Linked DNA regions of Homo sapiens: region 1 is linked to region 2. A link is a contact called in ENCODE Hi-C or POLR2A ChIA-PET data. All regions are on one chromosome and are shown on one strand. The core of a region is the stretch at or near the end of the contact, and the rest is flanking DNA. Distances in the headings are between cores, read along the strand shown. Region 1 holds the start of LINC02673 (long intergenic non-protein coding RNA 2673). Region 2 holds the start of ACBD5 (acyl-CoA binding domain containing 5).

Region 1 (3,730 bases), core at 730-3,229, 100 kb after region 2:
AGCTTGGCCTTTGGACTCAGTTCAACTTGGGCTTGAATAAACTTTACGGTCTTTCACTTACTAGCTGTCTCTTAACCTCTCTGTGCCTCAATTTTCTCATCAATAAAGTGAAGATGAATACAGCAGTTATCTCACAGGACATCACTGTGATGCCTCGATGAGAATCTATGCAAAGTATTTTGAAGAGTTTTTAGCACATGTAACAGCTCAGTAATTGTTAGATATTATAATTATAACTTCTACTTAACAAAGACAACATTTTAAGTAAAATAATACAATCATGCCTACTTTGTGGTGTGTTTTAAAGGTTACAGATAACACTGTATTTTAACGGTTCTAAGATGCTCAATTTCTCATATTTTAGCATCTCTGACATTGAAATGCCACTTACAATTCATTATTTATTAGAACTATATTTGGCAAAAATTTAAACAATCTTTTATTGGTACATAAAATAAGGAGGCATCACACAATTCAGGGTGCCTTCCATGAAGTGGAATATGGTATATACAACAGGACGATGGTAGTCCTAATCACAGGATTTACACTTAAAGAAATTTTAGCTTTTAAGAGTACTACGCAAAAGGAGAGTTGAAATAAAAACAACAAATTGTTAAAACAAAGTACTCCTTTAATATTTTAAAAACTTCAAGCCAAAGAAAACTTGGGATTCAAATGAATAGGTATGGCTCATTTTATTTTGTATTTAGATTTACAGAATGTATATTAATTCATATTTAGATTTATGGAGGGAGTACATGTAAATTAGGTATTTCCAATTATTCATATTACTATTTAAAGCTGTTATAAATTTCCAAAATCGTGGTTGGTAGTTATCTTTTACTAATTTCTCACTTCAGAAGTATTTTTGTTTGAAAGATGAGAGGAAAAGCTTCAATTGAGATTCAGTCCTATTACTCCAATTTTAAGCCTCTCATGTTGCTGAGGCTGAGCAGGTAAATGTGAAATTTTTAAGGATGAAAGGGTCTTGAGAGTTAATAGAATGTGTCTTCTACATAATAGGCATTCAGCTTACATGTGATAAATGGATTCAAAGAATGGATAAATATAGTTGGGAAGTTCAATATCTTAAAAAACTGCTATAAATAAAGCACTTATATTTGCTACTTTATTTTCCTAATAACAAAACTACACTAAAATGATTAATCTGTAATTATTGACATATATATAATAAATCTAGATATAATAAAAATATGTTTCTAATAAAATGTACATGTAAATCAACAAGCACAGATAAAAAGTTTCTCTTCTGAAAATGCTAAAAGTTCACAGAATATACTAATCCACAAAAAATAAAAATTAAAATATAGAAAGTGAAAAATTATTTTAATCTGTGCAAAATTCATATTCCTGCTCTTCCCCAAAATTATTTCATTAATAATAAACTTTTACTAATAACATTGTACTTGTTCAATGCAGAAATCAAAGATAATAAAAAGGAAAAACATTTTATATTAAAACAAATGCCCTCAAATAACAAATTTTATCATATTTCGTACATAATTTCAGATAACACAAGACCATCATCTGTATGTATAAACAAACTGAACTTTACCCTTACTTGGTACACCAAAATACATTTTCAAATGTCAACATACTTCTGTATATGTTTCTACATTCAGTGGTCACATTTTATCCCACGCTGTAAATTCACTGAAATGTATTTATAAAAGCCATTGTATGGATTCTTCTTAATACACTGATATTTTAAGCAGCGCTCAAAAAAGAAATTGTGTGTATGTTTCCTTATTTTCTAAAAATATCTTAATGTAATAGAATTGATCACCAACAGGCATATACAATTTTTTAAATATGGTACTTACCACCAAATTGTCTATTTGAAAAGTCATCTGCAACTTAAACTTTAAGCAGCAGTATAAATATCACTGCTCTTTATCCTCATAAACTTTGTGGATAGAAAACAGTATTTGATTCCTGTTTTAACTTAAATGCCTTCTCTAACGAGGAACACTAAATATTGTTTCCTGTGTGCATAAGTCACTTGCAGATCTAGAAGAAGGAGTTTGCCCAATTTTAAATTAGAGGCAAAGTACTTTTCTTAGATCTGCAATTTACATCTCTAATTTAAATTGCCCAATTTTAAATAGAGGATTTTTTTGTTGATTTGAGTGAATTCTCTGTAAAATGAAGATTTTTAAATCTGCTATATATACACACATGCACATACATGTGTAGTAAATATTTTACAAGTATGCTGCCTTTTATTTTTTCTCAAATGCAGGGTAATTTTTGTTTTGCTAAATTAACCTTCACAATGCTTATTTCTGAGAGTCTTAGAAAGGTTTTGTCAACATAAAAATGTATCTGTGTAAATAGGCATTTATATTTTCTTCTGATTTTTTTTCATTTTGTATATTAAAAATTTTTAATCTATATTCCATCAGGAACTTATTTCTTTTATGTACTGTAACTTTGGCATTTTTTTCTAGAGATCATCAAACCCAAGAGAGTCTAGATTTTCTCCTGTTATTTTCCAGAAGTTTTATAGTTTTGTATTTGACATTTAGGTCCGTGATTCATTTTGACTTAATTTTTGTGAGAAGGTAAGATCTGATTCATTTTTTTTACATGTGGGTATTCAGTTGTTCCAGCACCACTTTCTGAAGAAACCAACCTTTGTTTCATCATGTTGCCTTTACTTTTTCATCAAAGATTAATTAAATATATCGATGTGTCGCTATTTCTAAACTCTCTGTCTTGTTTCATTAACCTGTCTATTCTTTCATCAATATGATACTGCCTTGATTACCGTAGCCTTACAGTAAGTCTTGAAGTTGAGTAGTGCCTGTCTGTCCTCCAGCTTTGTTCTCCTTCAATATTGTGTTAGCTATTCAAGGTCTTTTTCTTCCCCATATAAGCTTTAGAATTACTTTTTCTATATCCATAAAATAATTTGCTTCCATTTTGATTAGAAGTGCATTGAATCTGTACATTGGTAAGAAATGACATCCTGATGATACTGAGTTATTCTATTCATGAATATGATGTATCTTCTCCATCTCTTCAGTTCTTTTTTTATTTCCATCATCACATATGGACAGTTTATGAAATTACATAACTCCCTCTACCTTGACCAAAGGACAGTGATGAATTCCTCGTTCTGCAGCCAACAAGTCACCTCTGAGGGCCATGTGTCTAAACATAGACAGGAGGGTAAGAAAATGATAAAGACATCCTGGGAAAAATAGGAAATTCGAGAATCAGCAACTGTGTCTAAGTAACTCCTTTCCATTTCCCCAGGACACCTGTTGCTTCAGCCAACACCTGCTGGCATGTGCTGAGGATGCTGGTGCTGCTGGCTTTCCCAGCCCTGCCCCCGGGGCTGCTTTGGGTGTGTGCCTCTTGACTTTAGTGAGAATGTACTTTTTCATCCCTACCATGGGTGAAAAGTTTTCACAAATAAAAACTTTTTAAAATAATGCCAACTTTTGTATTAGATAGAGGTGCTGCGTGTGCAGGTTTGCGTGTGTCTTTTTGGTAGAATGTTGTATTTTCTTTTGGGGATATTCCCAGTAATGAGATTGCTGGGTCAATTAGTAGCTGTGTTTTACATCTTTTGAGAAATCCCCAAACTGCTTTCCACAGTGGCTGACCTAATTTACATTCCCAGAGACAGTGAATAGGAGTTTCCTTTGCAGCCTCGCCAGCATCTGTTAACAAATGACCACTTTTATTCCAGACATAGATC
Region 2 (3,578 bases), core at 1,066-3,565:
GAATCATACCTTTCTATAAACACTAATAATTAGGGACTTAAAAAATCAATACCTAAATAAGTTCATGCTTTTTTTTATATTTTATTTGTTCTTTCTTATCTTTCAGTCCCCCATATGCCCTCCTCCAATAGAATGTTTGAAATTACAAAAGGTTCAGACAACACCATAGAAGGAAAGAAATTACAAATGGAACACTATTTTGTGTATATTTGTTTTTAAAAATTTCTGAATCTGCATTTAATGAATTTTTATTGAATGATGTGTTGAATATTTGTTACCTATAATTATTGAAATTATTGATAATTAATGATAATTAATGAAAACAGAAATCATGATATTAAATACTATAGTAACATATTATTGTTGTATTCAGTTAGTTTTACAACTGTGGCACAGTAGTAGCACCTATAATTACTTTCTAAATATGTTTATTGGGCCGGGCGCGGTGGCTCATGCCTGTAATCCCAGCACTTTGGGTGGCCCAGGAGGGCAGATCACCTGAGGTCGGGAGTTCAATACCAGCCTGACCAACATGGAGAAACCCCGTCTCTACTAAAAATACAAAATTAGCCGGGCATGGTGACGCACGGGTGTAATCCCAGCTGCTGGGTAAGCTGAGGCAGAAGAATCGCTTGAACCTGGGAGGTGGGGGTTGAGGTGAGCTGAGATTGTACCATTGCACTTCAGCCTGGGCAACAAGAGCGGAACTCCATCTCTAAAGAAATAAATATGTTTATTGTGAAATATAATTCATATAATGTAGAAAGATATGAATTGAAAAGTACGTCTTGCTTCTAAGACTCTGCATTTAGAACAGAGAAAAATATTTAATGGCCAAAAACTTCACATTGGTCTATGACATAAAATTACAAATTCAAAAAGCTCTGCAAATCGTGAACAGGGTTAATATGAAGAAAAACCACATCTACTAGTCAAATTGCTGAAAACCGAAGATAGAAAAGAAATCTAAAAAGCAGCCAGAGAAATAGCACATTAAATACAAGAAGGAGATCAGCCACTGGAATGACTTTTTTCTCACCAGCTGCAAAGAAGGTCCAATATGAGTATAAAAAAGAACATTATACAATGGAATAGCAAATAAAAAGGTAGAAAATATATATTTATTAAAATAGAAATTACTTCACAATTGACTATAGTTATTCTTTCTTTTCTGTCCCTTCATATCAAAAGTTTTCAAAACGCTTAAGCTGGTAGACCCTATGAGTGTGTGGCATTAGGCATCCCCAGCCTAGATTTTTGTTTGTTTGTTTGTTTGTTTGTTTGAGATGGAGTCTGGCTCTGTCGCCCAGGCTGGAGTGCAGTGGCACGATATCGGGTCACTGCAACCTCTGCCTCCCGGGTTCAAGCAATTTCCCTGTCTCAGCCTCCCGAGTAGCTGGGACTACAGGCGCACGCCACGAAGCCTGGCTAATTTTCGTATTTTTTAGTAGAGACGGGGTTTCACCATATTGGTCAGGCTGGTCTTGAACTCCTGACCTCAGGTGATCCATCCACCTCGGCCTCCCAAAGTGTTGGGATTACAGGCTTGAGCCACCGCGCCCGGCCCGGATTTATTTTTTAACACACCCAAATCCGCAGTCATTAAGTGACAAGACTTTTGTTTTCAACAATATGAAGTACTTAAAATCTGGATATTAGATTTTTCTCCGGTTTGGAAGATCAAAAGGTAATTAATTCATATTCAATAGCTCCCCTTCCACTACATGGCTCCTACACAGAAAAAAAGGCTAAATAAACAACACTAGAACCAGAAAGTGAAAGGGGGCTTTGGGGCTCTCTGCAGGAGGCGTCTACAGCCGGGGCCCAGCGCACGTACCATTCTTCGGCAAACTCTGGATCACCTTCACGGCCGCCTCAAACCTAGTCTCGTGCACGGATCTCGTGTCCGCCATCTCCAGCTGCCAGTGTTGGCCCCGGTCCCAAGGTCTGTCGGCGGGAATCAGGCAGCAGCAGCACCAGCTTTCCCAAGAGCCTGCATGAAACTGGAACATGGAGCGCAGCCGCGGATCAACATGCCCCAAAAGGAGGAGGCCCGGGAGCGAAGCGGGTCAGTTCCCCTTTGCCCTGCCCTATCCAGGCCACACAGATCGAAGCGGCCCGGCTCCTTCCTCCTCCCCCGGGGCGTGACTAAGGCCACGAATCCGGCCCGCGACGACAGCAAAACAACTCACCGAGAGGAAGAGCATGTCTAGCAGAAGACAGAGGGGGTCCGGGCATCGGTGGCCGCGGAGCCGCTCTCCCACCCTGGGGACCCTGGCGGAGCAGCCACACCCCCCATTCCGCCGGAGTCCGTCTGTCAGTCCGTGCCCTCCCCACAGCCCCGCCCCAGAGTCACCGGAGGACCCACTGGCGCCGCCGCCGCCGCAGCAGCAGTGCAGCAAACCCCACCCACCCGACCCGCCGCCGCGGCAAGGACGCGCGCGGTCCGTCTGTCCCCAGAGGAGGGTCCGGGAAGCGGGGAAAGGGGGCCACAGTCCCGGCTTGGTGCGGGGAGCACACTGTGCGCGCTTTTGTTCAGAAGGGGGAAACCGAGGCCGGACCGATGTGTCCGCTCTGGCAGCCGGGTGGACGAAGTGCGCGCTGGGGATGCGCGGTTGGGTTCTGCACCTGGGCCCAAAGCTGCACGCGACGGCACCGCTGGGCAACAAAAATGACTCTGCGGTCCCCAGCGCCTGCACTCTCCTAAGTTAAGGTTTGAGGAAGTTAAATGGGGCCTAAGCAAAGGGCTTTAAGTCGGGACAGGTTCTGTGAGAAACTCCAGTTCTGCCATTTAAATTATGTGACCTAGGGCAAGTCACTTAGCCTTTCCAGTGGCAATCGTGACACCCACTCTAAAGGGTAGATGGAGAAAAGCATTGGGGACCTTGGATGGAGGTGCTCAGCAGTCCCTGGCCCGCAGGTCTTCGACAGTTTTCGCTGCCCTGAGCCAAGAACGTCCGAGGAGCAGCCGAAGGAGAGAGGAGGTCGCCGGCTCCTAAACTGGGCTGGGACGGAGGGCAACTTCCCCTACACTACCCTTTCCACCCAGCCCCAGGGAGCCAGGCACCTCCAGCGGGATTTAATAGGAGACTGGGCATGGGGACGGCCGGGCACAGTGGCTCACGCCTGTAATCTCGATACTTTGAGAGGTCGAGTGGGGAGGATTGCTTGAGGCCAGGAGTTCAAGACGAGCCTGGCAACATGGCGATACCCTGGCTCTATTTAAGAAACCAATAATTAAAAAAAAAAATAAAAATAGGATACTGGGCGTAGAGGGCGGGGCCAATGAGGAGTCTTTACGGGTCGTCAACCCTAGAAAGGGGGTGCCCTGGGCCTTCAACTTACTAGCGCAACCCCCTGCGTCCTTAGGCATTTGGGAAGTGCCCCAGGCCGAACGTTGGTGGTGGGACTGACTAGGTTGTGGGGGGTGGAGTCCTGTAGCCCGGAAATCCCAAAGTCTCCCGGATGGAAGAGTCGTTTTTGTCAGTTAGGGGGATGGGTTAGGAGGGTTACTAGGAAAAATCTAGGCGCAGATCGTAAGTTACTCTTCCCTCTGAGCCGCGGCGCCGGCATTTACC

What was found. Hi-C counts contacts between places; a loop is a spot of excess contacts on that map. ChIA-PET counts read pairs that join two places held with the same protein, here RNA polymerase II (POLR2A). Pooled maps may share reads with other maps.
Region 1: a map of GM12878 shows a loop between it and region 2 (3-fold over the local background). The contact joins the promoter of LINC02673 here to the promoter of ACBD5 in region 2. A Hi-C loop is called at or near these places in 5 of 168 maps with a recorded cell type or tissue (GM11168, GM12878 and GM13976), 19 of 37 single-sample maps with no recorded cell type and 13 of 50 pooled maps. POLR2A ChIA-PET finds 5 or more read pairs at or near these places in 4 of 52 experiments (GM12878, activated CD4-positive, alpha-beta memory T cell, activated T-cell and 1 more).

The regions. Positions count from the first base shown.
Region 1 is chr10:27,341,457-27,345,186 of GRCh38, forward strand. It overlaps LINC02673 (long intergenic non-protein coding RNA 2673), which reads left to right and starts at 1,980. Exons shown (of 2, transcript NR_187428.1): 1 at 1,980-3,195; 2 at 3,283-3,461.
Region 2 is chr10:27,238,482-27,242,059 of GRCh38, forward strand. It overlaps ACBD5 (acyl-CoA binding domain containing 5), which reads right to left and starts at 2,316. Exons shown (of 13, transcript NM_145698.5): 1 at 2,193-2,316; 2 at 1,838-2,003. The coding sequence starts at 2,207. RefSeq lists enhancers at 1,368-1,870, 1,828-2,087, 3,538-3,578 and a silencer at 2,208-2,317.